2 separate regions of the Mus musculus genome follow, and region 2 is linked to region 1. The links are chromatin contacts, found by POLR2A ChIA-PET in ENCODE. All regions are on one chromosome and are shown on one strand. The core of a region is the stretch at or near the end of the contact, and the rest is flanking DNA. Distances in the headings are between cores, read along the strand shown. Region 1 holds the start of Cnot10 (CCR4-NOT transcription complex, subunit 10). Region 2 holds the start of Cmtm7 (CKLF-like MARVEL transmembrane domain containing 7).

Region 1 (6,313 bases), core at 1,900-4,399:
TCTTTAGATGTCTGGTCCTCCGGCTTCTCTGCCTTCCTTCCAAGTACTGTCATGAGAAGCGTGTGACGCCTTGGGTCTTCCGAGACAGGGTGTCACTCTTCACCTAGGCTTTTCTGGAAGTCATATTGATCCTCTGGACCACTACTTTCCAAATACTGGGATTAAAGACACATAACACCAAACATTCTGCTAGTTTATATATAGATTTTGAGAGAGAGAGAGAGAGAGAGAAAGAGAGAGAGAGAGAGAGAACATGTGTACATGCCACATTGCATGTACATGTACATGCCACATGTACCCATGTCACATTGCACTTGTGAAGGTTAGAGAACAATTTTCATGAGTCCTCTCCTTCTACAATGTGGATGCCAGGGACTCAACTCGGGTCATCAGGCTTGATGGTAAATAAGCCATTTCCCCAAGCCTTATATGTTTTTTTCTTTTTCCTTTCATTCCCTTCCCTTCCCTTCCCTTCCCTTCCCTTCCCTTCCCTTCCCTTTCCTTCCCTTCCCTCCCCTTCCCTTTCTCTTCCTCCTTCCCTCCCTCCCTCTCTCACTCTCTTTTTTACATTTATGTTTGTTTGTTTGTTTGTTTATTGGTTTTTCGAGACAGGGTTTCTCTGTGTAGCCCTGGCTGTCCTGGAACTCACTTTGTAGACCAGGCTGGCCTTGAACTCAGAAATCCGCCTGCCTCTGCCTCCGGAGTGCTGAGATTAAAGGCGTGCACCACCACACCCAGCCTTAAATTTATTTTTAAAGTTTTATTTATTTATTATATATAAGTACACTGTAGCTGTCTTCAGACACACCAGAAAGAGGCATCAGATCTCATTACAGATGGTTTTGAGCGACCATGTGGTTGCTGGGATTTGAACTCAGGACCTTCGGAAGAGCAGTCAGTGCTCTTACCCTCGGAGGCATCTTGCCATCCCTACAATAAAATTTTAATGATGATGTTGTCATACAGCTAAAATCCTCTCCATTGTTTGTATCTTAACAAATGGCCCTTAGCTCTGTAGATGCTCAAGAATGATTTCCATAGCAATGTCTTTAAACTGTAAGATTAACAATAACTGGGACTGGAGAGATGGCTCAGCGGGTAAGAGCACTGACTGCTCTTTCAGAGTTTCCCAGTTCAATTCCCAGCAACCACATGGTGGCTCACAACCATCTGTAATGGGATCCGATGCCCTCTTCTGGTGTGTCTGAAGAAAGCGACAGCGTACTTAATATATAATAAATAAATAAATCTTTAAAAAATAATAAATAAATAAATCTTTAAAAAATAATAAATAAATAAAATTAAATTAAACTTGAGATAAGATCTTGTTTCCAGTCTAGTTTGCTCTCAAATTCAAAATTCTCCTGCCTCTACCAGCTGAGGCTGGAATATTATGCATGTGTACATCTGACCTCTAAATTTTTTGCTCAAGATTTACACCAGCAAAGGACTAGCTTTAAAACCAGGAACCACTGTAAATATTTTAATAAAATATTTCATGACTTTTTTCTTCAGGCAGAGTCTGATCTTGCTTATATCCCTGATTGGCCTTAGAATAGAAATCTGATTTTGAAATCTATTGAATCCTGTGGAAGCCATTTCTTTCCTACTACCATTTAACTTCTGCAAATCAAATTCAGGTCATCAGGCTTAGTGGCAGGCATTTACCCTCTGATCTATTCTGCTGGTAATTGGCTTATTTTTTAAAATAAAAATAAAAATTTCAAAGTCTTATGAGGAGTACCTGGTGTGATGGTGCAGCCTTTAATCCAACACTCGGGAGGCAGAAACAGGCAGATCTCTAAGGTAAGCTACACAGAAAATAGAAAAATGTAAACCAAATAAATAGCTCCATGTGATTTATTTATTTACATACTTAACTATGCTCCCATCAAAGCACCATTTGGGTCACTTTACAATTCAGTGCTGTTGTCATTTATATATGAAGTTCCTCTCCCTCAAAAGCCTGCATATAGGAGGCCCGGCCCCCAGTCCTTGAGAGTGATAATAGGATTCCAACAGTTTGGAGCTATCCTTGGATTCATCCACTTGCAGATTCGTAATTTGGTGCATCATTAGGAAGTAATGGAAATTAAGGAGGTGCGGCCCAGTGGGGCTAAGTATCTCAGTTGCATGTGCCCTTGGAGACTATTTCTTCTCCCAGCTTCCTCTGCTTCTAGCACCAGGAAGGCAACAACTTTACTCTGTCACTTGTGCCCTGGCACAATGCACTGCTTCACTAATGGTCCAAAAACAATGGAACCAAGTGACCTGGGACTGAAAACTCTGATACACGAGGCAAAAAATCCATCCTTCCTCATTTAAATTCTCCTCTAGGGTATTTATCACAGAAGCAAAAAGTCTAACACAAATGCTTTTAATGTCTGTTTCTCTCCGTGAAATGAACCTCTGTTATTATAAATGCTGTTTGTTCTCTAGAAGGGAAAGGAAGAATGGAGTAGGTGCTTCTGGAACCCAAGGCTATGGTCATTGAGCAAAACCAGAACCAGTTCAGGGTTAAAGCCTTTGCCACAAAGACTGCCAGATAGGGATACATAGTGAGATTCTGTCTCAAAAAATTAAACAAACAAACAAACAAAAATTTGTCACGATATGGGCTAGAGATGAGATAGTTGGGAGCTGGGTAGTTGAAGAGTGGGTATTGTTTTTGCAGAGGATTTGAACTTGAATCTAAATCATTGTGCTTAGTAATCGTGATGCATCAAGCTTTTGTCTTAGACCGACCTACCATAGTAAGTTAATGGTTGCATGACTCGCAATCAGAGAAACCGCATGCATAATGCAGTCTGAATGGCTTTTTCAACTTGGCTACAAATAACAAAACAGCTCTGAAACTTTGAAAAAAAAAAAAGCCTTTTTTCTGGGGGAGGTGGCCTCCTCTAACAACACTTCTCTCATCCTCATTGTTATGGAAAAACAGCCCCTATGAGACTCAGAGCTTAGCACATAAACCTCAGGTGTGGTGCCTGCCATTTTGCTGAAATGCGGAACAAAAAGTCCTTCCCCTTCTGTGTTTCACTCAGGACCTACACTAGTGTACTTCCGGGTTTGCAGAAGGACGCGCTTCCGGGGCCGAGGCCAGCCCTAATTCCCACGCCCAGCTGGCCCCGCCCCGGAAGTAGCGTCTCCCTTGGCCGCTACGGGACGGAAGCTGTGGATGGCGGGGAAAACAGCCCTGCACCGGCGGATGTGTTGGCGCTGTTGCTAGACGACGAGCAGTAACTTCGTCACTTCCTCAGCCCGTGGCCCGCCCAGGACCTTAGCCGAGGCGACTGGAGCGGGCTTGAGCTGAAGAGTTGTCCCCCGCCGGTAGGACTCACCACCAGCCCGGCGGCGGGAGTCGGGGCCACGCCACCTACAGGGAGGAACTCGAGCCGAGGCGGGAAGATGGCTGCAGACAAGCCTGCAGGTGAGGCGCCCGCGCCGCGACCCAGGGGCTGACACACTGCGCGCGGGGACGGCAGGGCCCGCGTGGGGGACCCGAGGGCCACTTGACTTCGCTTGGGTACTTGTGCCCTTCACTCTTCTCAGCTGTCTCTACTGTGAGTCCAGTGGATTTTCTGCTGTGACACATCTTGATTCTACTGCACCCCATCTTGATTGCACTGCATTTGCCTTGCTCTCCAAGTTAATTCTGGCGCAGGAAGCTTGAATTTGTCACGCCGCTGTCCAGACGCTTTAAGGGAAAGTCTATCCGAGCACGCACGGTTGCCGTAAGGCCCCCCCAGGCTCAGCCACTGAAAAAGTTCCCTCTGGTCAGCGTGTCCAGTGGAGTCATTCTGAAAACTGTCTAAAGAGGCGTGACGTTTCACTGTGTCTCCTGCCTGCTCTCACTTACCTTGTTCCTCATCTGATTTTTCCCGAGCTCCTCGAGATTCCTTTTTAAAAGTCTTAATTATGTGTGTGAGTGCAGGTGCCTGCCGAGACTAGAAGAGGACATTGCGTCTACTGGAGCTGGAGTTACACAGTTGTGGGCCACCACTTGTGGGTGCTGGGAACCCAGTCTTGGTCCTCGGCAAGAGCAGCGAGTGCTGTTAACCGCTGAGCCATCACCTTTCCAGCCCCAAGATTAAGTTCTTTTTTTTTTTAAGTTATTTATTTATTTATTCATTATATGTATGTACACTGTAGCTGTTTTTCAGACACCCCAGAAGAGGGCATCAGATCTCATTAAGGATGGTTGTGAGCCACCATGTGGTTGCTGGGATTTTGAACTCAGGACCTACGGAAGTGTAGTCAGTGCTCTTAACCGCTGAGTTATCTCTCCAGTCCCAAGATAAAGTTCTTAATTTCTGTGGTTTTCTGTGGTACTCCATCAGGAATTTTTCCCATTAGGGAATTATGAGAGCCCATTTATTACCTGGAAAGTCTGCTATATTTCTTTGAAGAAAGTAATGTTTAGAGAGTGGGGCGGAATTGATTGGTTGATTGATTGATTGATTGATTGAGGCAGGGTCTCACTATGTATGTAGCCTTGGCTGTCCTGGAGCTCGCTATATAGACCAGGCTATTCTCAAACTCACTAGACATAAAGCCTCCTGAGTGCTAAATTAAAGTTGTGTGCCATTATACCCACTGCCATAGAATTTTAGCTAGGTGATCAGAGAAAATCTATTGTGAGGTGATTCCTTTTTTAAAGTTATTTTTAACTTTGGGTGTATGCACGTGAGGACAAATGCCTGAAGATGCTGTCCGAGGAGTTGGGTCACGCAGAGCTGGAGTTACAGGTAGTTGTGGGTGCTGGGAATCAAACTCAGGCCCTCTGAAGAGCAGTGTGTGCTTTTAATCACTGAGCACCAAGGTGATTTGCATGTCTTGGCTTTCAAGGATCAAATCCAATCATCAGGGCGCAAGTATCTTTACCCACCGAGCCCCTGCTGATCCAGCTCCTGCTGGGATAGTATTGAGCACAGATCTGAATAAAGTGAAGGGGTGATCCTGTTGGTGTGGGATGCAAGAAGGGTGCCAATTGCCTGCCCGGGTCTAGACGGGACCGGGACTGTCCTTGTTAATCAAAACAGTGCTGCTTCTGGAATCATTTCCCGGGAAGCGTCTCACCAGATCCAGGACTGCCCGGCTTGAGTTGCACCTCAGTCACGTGGCGTTCCTTCACTGCTTGCTTCCTTCCTTCACAAAGACACTGTGCAGGCATCCTTCAGATGATGAAGTGAGTGTAAGACAGCCTGCCTCTGAGGACCTGCACTCTGGACCTCTGCTGGGTTAAGTGGCATGGTTCTGGCTGTTGGGTCCTCGTAGTTGCTCTCTTACACTTTTCTTTTTGTTTTGTTTTGTTTTCTTTTCTTTTTTTTTTTTTTAGGTTTTTTTTCGAGACAAGATTTCTCTGTGTTGCCCCTGTCTGTCCTTGAACTCCCTCTGTAGACCAGGTTGGCCTCAAAAGCAGGAAATCCACCTGCCTCTGCCTCTGCCTCTACCTCAGAAGGCTGGCATCAAAGCGTGTGCTGACCCAGCTGCCAGCACCACTACCACCCGAGTAGTACTTTATCAGCACTTTACTCAGTGGGTAAAGGTGTTTTCTTTCAAGCCTGACACCTGAGTCCATCCCCAGGACTCATGCAGAGAAAACTGCCTTCTCCAGGTTGTCTCTGACACACGCACACGCAAGTAAACAGCACCAGCCAGTGTTTCTTATGGTAGTGGTGAAAGAGGCAGAAGAGACATGTTAAACTTATTTGGAAAGTGCCAGCCCAGGGTCCAGGAAGTGAAGGGGAGACACAGTGTATTCCATCCCTGCTCTTGATCCACCATGGGCTCTGAGAAGCCGTGGCAATCACTTCCTGTGGGAGTTTTTTTAAGGGGCCTCACCATGGCCCCCTCTGGAAAAACAGCCTCTGGAAGCAGTTTTTGAAAGTAGCACACGGGGAGAGGATTTGTCTGTGTTGCTTCCTCCTGCTTTCTTCTTCCGGTTGTTCAAGGGCATCTAAAAGGGAGGAACAGAGTCCTTGTGTGTCTCCTTGGCAATTGATCAGCAGGATCCTAAGCTCGGATCTTCCCGCCTCAGCCTCCCGCCTCAGCCTCCCGAGGTGCTGGGGTCACAGATATGTGTCATTACGCCCAATTTACCTTGTTAATGGATGCTAAGTGTCCAAGAGCAAATGGCAGCATTTCAGCCTTTGGTGAAGCCCTGTGATACATGACAGGAGGCAGGAATGCCTGTGTGTGAGAGAGATCCAGTGATCAAACAGAAGTCAGCAGGCTGTGGTGACACACGCCTGCCATCCCAGCACCTGGGAGTTGAGTCAGGAGAAGGACCCACAAGGTCAATCTGGGAAAT
Region 2 (6,313 bases), core at 2,109-4,608, 140 kb before region 1:
ATAAACCGTTTCTAATTCTTTTTAAGATGGGAGCTGTGCTTAGGGGTGGGGTTCTTTTTGTTTTGTTTTTGAACTAGATTTGATTTTTTTTTTCTTGTTTAAAAAAAAAAAAGCAAGTATAGCGCTGATAGTTTTAATGCTAGGATATAGGACTGCCAACCAGCCAGAGCTACCTAGTACGCCCTGTTTGAAAAAAAGATAAAGGAAAAGGAGGGAGGAAGCAAGCAAAACAAAGTGCACTGGCAGTTATTTGTGACAATTCCATGGTAGGCTGGCAAGATGGCTCTGCCAATCAAAATGTTTGCCACCAGACCTGATGACCTGAATTTGGTCCTCAGACCACTATGAAGTGAAAGGAGAGACCTGTCTCCCATAAATTGTCCTCTGAGCTCACACACACACACACACACACACAAATAAGAGTAATACAAAGGTCTTTAAGATACCAGGATGAAACCTGTTACTTTGGTTTACCTAAAAATCATCTCTCCCACAGTTTGCGCTGAATGCCAGAGCCTGCCTCAGACTTTCCTGGCCTCTGAGATGGAACTGGGCAGATTTCTAATTTAATGTGTTTACCTACTCTGGGCAAATCAATAAAATGCTTGGGGCATTTCAACTCTCGCCATTGCTATTTCCAATCCATCTCCTAATGATAAATATTTGGCTAGTATTTGAAAAGTGTAAGAAAGTCCAGAGATGAAATGTTCAATTGCAATAATTCATTTTCAGATTTTTAAATTGCTCCCTTCACAAGAAAAAAATCCCTTCAGGGTATTAGCACAGAAAAGGATTCTAAATGCAAAACGCATCTCTGTTTGAAGCACTAAAAATCCATTCAGGTGAAAAACGGGTTCAAAGCCAGTCTTTCTAGCCCCAAGGCAATTAGTCTAATTTTAATGGAAAAGATGGCATTTTGTGGGAAAATGGGCTTTTTTTTTTAATGTAGTGGGAAAAAGTCAAAGAAAATAACATGTAATGCCAAGGTATAAGCACATGTGTGTGTGCACGATGCACACACGTGTCCACTGCACACGTGTGCACACAGGAAGAGCTAACCTAGAAAGGACTCATGTTGAGGTGACGTCTCGTCGAGTTAAAGTGCTCCCTGCACAAACTTGAGGACCTGAGCTCTGATCCTTGCACCCACACAGAAAGCTGGGTGAGGCAGCAGGGCCTGCAACCCCTGCACTGCAGAGGCAGAGACAGGAGAATCCCTGAGACTTGCTGCCCAGTCTAGCCTTCTTGACGAGCCCTGTTAGAAATGAAATCTAGCTGTTCATTTTCAAAGATGCCTGGAGCCAGTTTAGGTCCTGCTACAAAATAATAATAATAATAATTTATAAATAAATAATTTTTAAAAATCAGGCTCCTGCTAATGCCTGCTGGTCTAGCTGTCACCTGCAACCAAACCCTGCTCAGTTACCCACCCACCCTCTCCTGCCCAAACTAGAAGTTTAGAGTAGAAAATTGCTCACAGCCAAGCTTGCCTGCACAGCCTTGAGTCTGACAACTTTAAAATAAACAACATACAGATGGTGCACACCTTTAATCCCAGCACTCGGAGGCAGAGGCATGTGGATCTCTGTGAGTTCAAGGCCAGGTTGGTCTTCCTACCGAGTTCCAGGACAGCCAGGGATACTTAGTGAGACCGTGTCTCAAAGGCAAGTACACAAAAAGTGACCTGTAAGCAGGACACTGTCATGGGCAGGGAAGGTTTGATACATCTGATACGGTTGATGCTGTAAGCTGGGACCTATGCAAAGGTAGGTACTTAGAATACATGAGAGAAGAGGAGACTGTGGGGTTTTTGGCGTTATAAGGGGTAACCATTTTGGCTGAGCATATTAGCAAAATGTATAGTCTGATCTCTGGCCATTTTAACTTTTGATGAGGCTTCAATCTTGTTGACTATCAAAACAAAAAAGTCTTCCTTGGACTGGAGAGATGACTCATTGAATGATTAAGAGCACCAGCTGCTCTTCCAGAGAACCCAAGTTCAATTCCCAGCCTGCACATGGCAACTTAAAACTGTAACTCCAGCTTTGTAATTTCTTCTGGCTTCTGCAGGCACCCGGCACACACATGGCGCACAGAGCTAGATGTGGGCAGAACACCCATACACATAAAATAAATTCACTAAGTTAAAAAAAAAATCAAAGAATCTATTTAAAAAAAAAAGTCTTAGGCAGTAGTGGCACACGCTTTTAACCCCAGTACTGGGGAGGCAGAGGCAGACAGATCTCTGAGTTTGAGGCCAGCCTGGATTCCAGAGTGAGTTCCAGGACAGCCAGTAATATACAGAGAAACCCTGCGTGTGGGCAGGGAGCATAAATTAGGACTAACCTGGTGTTGTTTGACTTCTAACACTGAGACAAACAAACTTCTATTCACCCCAGGTCCAATAACAGACCAGGAAAAGAAAAGTAAACATTCCATCATGAGACAAAAGAATCTCTCCTCTTTTCTTAGGCTGCTTTTATCAGACATTTTCTATGTCCTGAGATAGACGAATCTCTCTTCACCGAAGAGTAAGGTAGACAGAGTGACAGAGCAGGACACTAGACATCCTCCACTGGCCTCTGTATACACACACACACACACACACACACACACACACACACATACATACTTAAAAAGATGTACTGCGATGCTGAGAGTGGTGTCCTGATTAGCTTTAACTGTCGACTTTGACAGTGCCTAGAGTCACCTCGGTTGGGTATGGTATCATTCCAGCACCCGGGAAGCAGAGGCAAGGAGAATACCTGCGAGTTTGAGGCTAGCTGGGTTTATACAGGAGTTCCAGGTTAGCCAGTGGTACACACTGAGAGCCTGGCTTGTTTGTTTGTTTTGTTTGTTTTTGAGGCAGGATCTCTCTGTGTAGTCCTGGCTGTCCTGGGGCTCACTATGTAGACTAGGTTGACCTCGAACTCACAGAGATCCTCCTGCCTCTGCCTTCCTAGTGCTGGAATTAAAAATAAGTGCTACCCAACTCTGGCAAGAGAGAGTATGTTTTTAGAAAGAAAGAAAAAAAGGCAAAAATAACAACAACAAAAAAAAATAATAAGAAAGAAAGCAGAATGGTGGGAGGGTGGGGGAGGAAGGTCCTGAGGCGATGGACCTGTTTTTATTGCTGTAGGTGATGGTGGCACAGGTGCGTGCCCCGTGCACACACACAGAAGCAGAAATGAACAGCGCAGCACGGTATGCTCAGGGCATTTCCCCCTACTCGTGTCAGTACCTAGTAGCAGCCGCACCCACACAAAAAATCCCTGGAGGCTCATCACCAGCTGTGACCTGGGCGGTGCGCTCCTGGGAGAGGCCAGGGCCCCAGGCGTCCGGTTTCCTGCCCACGCCAGTCCAACTTCCGCGTGTCTAGAGGGCAGGGGCTTGCGGGGCATCTGCTCCCGAGTCCTCTCCGGGTCCGGCCGCAGCTGGGAAGAGGGAGCCGTGCGCCCCGCCCCTGAGGCTCCGCCCCGTCCCGTCCCAGCTTCACCGGCCAGAGGTCCCCGGGCCTCGGAGGCGGCCAGCCCGGGCTGGGTCGCGCGATGTCTCATGGATCGGGGCTCGTCCGGACCACGTGCAGCAGCGGCGGCGCGCTGGGGCCAGGCCAGCCCTCGGAGGGACTGCTGGACCGGGTGTACCCGCTCACCCACGGCGCCCTGTTCAAAGTGGCGCAGATGGTAAGAAGAGTGGAGTGGAACCTGGGGACCCGTACACGGGGCTGCACCTGGCCCGGACCTTGGGAGCACCGCGCGCCCCTTTGATGCCCCAGTGTCCCCCTAGAAAGTTCCGGGAACAGCCGACAGGATCCCTGGCCCCCTCACTTCTCCAGCTGCCTCCCTACCGGGCCCAGCTCACTTCCCCACCGAAACCCGGGGTGCGAGTTCCTCCTCGTCTTCCTTCCTCTTCTCCAGGCCGCACGTCTCGCACCCGGGCTGGGGGAGGGAGAGTCTCCTGCTATCCCCTGCCATCTCCAGGCCGCGCACGGGCTCCCGCCCGAGAGGGTAGAGCTCGGCGACAAGAGGGCTCGGCTTGACTTTCGAATCTCTGCTGGGGATCGGGAGAAGCGCCGCCTTTCAGACCATCGCCAGGTCCCCTGCGCCCTGTCAGCCTTCCGAGGCGCCTCAGAAGGCAGAACTAGTTAACTAGGTTAACTAGGCAGGCTTGTGGCTAGGGGGCTTCTGGTGCTCGCTTGGAGCCAGGCAGGGCAAGGCGAGCAGCCGGCTGTTACTGTGACCAGAGCTGCACAAAAGCTTCTGGCCCGACCAGAAGTTTACCAGGCCTGATCCTGTTCGCTCTCTACCCACCCTTCTTTTTTCCCTCCCGTTTTTGTTTTTCAACCTCTGTGCAAATGTCTCGTCTACAATACCTTTTCTGTTTGTGTGGTGTGTTTTGAAACTGGGCTGGGCCGTTTGAATTCCCTACTTATCATGGGTGGAGAGGGGAGTGGTGGTTTGTAGAAAGCTGCGGAGAGATGTAGGGACCCCAGTGCAAGGTCACAGACCCGGAAGCTGGGACCTGCCAGCGAAGCTGGAGCAGCCTCCCCCCTCCCCGACCCCCCCCCCCCGGGGCTGGTACAGGGCCAGAGCTTTGTGCCTTCCATAACCGTTATTTTGGATGCCTAGAGTGTAGAAAGGTGGGAGGAAGACGTTCCGCCTCTCCTGAGAAGGGTGCCTAAATGGACCAAGATTGGGACACAGGCAGTTTTAATACGGAACTAAAAAGGTCTGGTGCTAAGCAGTCTTGGATTTGAGTGGATGGTGTGTGGGACCCAGGCTAAGGGCTTTGATCAGCCAAATAAAAGCCCGAGAGGCCACCTCTTTGATCATTAAAGGATGGTTGGAGTCAAAGAGACTTTACAGTCTTACGCCCATGCGAAGACGAGGGCCGCGGCAGAGATTTGGATCAGGCCTCTGCCTTGATCCATAAGGGAAGCCGATGGGAAGGGAATGCCCTTGCTGGGCCGTGACTTGGGTGCACAAAATTAATGGCGATGAGAATGCTGGTCCGTGAGACTGAGGAGCAGGGATACTTACTGTGTGCTTTGGATGACAGTGATACAGAGCTTGTCCAAAATCAGTGAGTGTGGATTTTAACCATGACGTCATGGGCCCGCCGCCTCTCTGCATGCTCCAGTTAAAACCCCGTAGAAAGATGACCAAGTCCTGGGAGTGAGGCTGCCTGCTTGGCCCTGGCTGGCTCCTGCTCTGCCCCGCAACTCTGACTGGGATCTCCACTGTCAGAATCCTCTGCTTATCTGTTGAGGGTAAACAGAAGCAGATGCGCTGTGAGCGCCCTTCGGGGGGGTCACAATCCCAATTTGCCCGTGGCTCAGTGACATACAGACCTCTGGTTCTGTGAAGTGTTTTTAGCTTGTTCTGACCAAGAGAATTTTCAACATATTACCTTAAGAACCAGAAAGGCTGGGGTTGGGAAGATGGCTCAGTGGTTAAGACTCTGTACTGCCATTCCAGAGGTCCCGAGTTCAATTCCCAGCACCCACTTCAGGTGGCTCTATAACTCCAGGGAGATTTGATGCCTTTGACTCCCTCTGGCACCTGCATTCACATGCACCCACTCACACACAGATATACGTACATAATTTAAAAACTAAGGACGGCCAAGGCCAAAGCCGGGGCTGTAGCTCCATTGGTAGAGTGCTGGATCAGAAGAGCCCCGTGCCCAGTTGTGCAACCTATATATTGGGTATGGTGGTGGATCCTGCCTTTAATCTCAGAACGCAGGTGGTAGAGGTAGGAGACTCGGGTTCACAGTTATTCTCATCTACTTAATTCTAGGCCAGCCTGGGCTACATGGGAACCTTGGCGCGCCTCTCCTCCAGGCCGAATTCCTGCAGCTGGGTCCTCACGCTCCGTCTTCCTCAGTAGTCAGTGCCTTGGTCGCTGGTCTTGACTTTGAGGTGTCTTTTTGTTCATTTGTTTGGTTTTTTATCCAAACAGGGTTTCTCTCTCTGACTGTTCTGAAACACCTCTGTAGACCAGGCTGGCCTTGAACTAAGAGGTCTGCCTGCCTCTGCCTCCTGAATGCTGAGATTGAAGGCCTGTACTGCCTCTCCTTTTTTTTTTTTAAGCCATGTACTGCTCTTAACAATGCACAGGGAACTGCATACTCTACACCTTGACTGCATCATTTCACTAAATGTTTTTAAGGGATGGAGAGAGCTATGTCTTTGACTAGTAAGGAAACCGCCTTAAGGCAGTATGAGCGCCTAAAGCCACACTGCCAGTGGCAGCAGCCCAAGTCCGGTTTTCACCGGTATCCGCTCCTTGCATCCCCAGAACACACAATT

What was found. ChIA-PET counts read pairs that join two places held with the same protein, here RNA polymerase II (POLR2A).
Region 2: POLR2A ChIA-PET joins it to region 1 with 17 read pairs in embryonic stem cell. The contact joins the promoter of Cmtm7 here to the promoter of Cnot10 in region 1. POLR2A ChIA-PET finds 5 or more read pairs at or near these places in 3 of 5 experiments (Patski and embryonic stem cell).

The regions. Positions count from the first base shown.
Region 1 is chr9:114,637,036-114,643,348 of GRCm38, reverse strand. Cnot10 (CCR4-NOT transcription complex, subunit 10) reads left to right here and starts at 3,149. Exons shown (of 20, transcript NM_153585.5): 1 at 3,149-3,430. The coding sequence starts at 3,409. Gm51659 (a long non-coding RNA gene) reads right to left here. Exons shown (of 3, transcript XR_003948085.1): 2 at 6,103-6,192; 3 at 5,340-5,959.
Region 2 is chr9:114,779,038-114,785,350 of GRCm38, reverse strand. Cmtm7 (CKLF-like MARVEL transmembrane domain containing 7) reads left to right here and starts at 3,358. Exons shown (of 5, transcript NM_133978.2): 1 at 3,358-3,683. The coding sequence starts at 3,549. It overlaps Gm9888 (a long non-coding RNA gene), which reads right to left. Exons shown (of 3, transcript XR_003948087.1): 2 at 5,040-5,260; 3 at 3,679-4,053.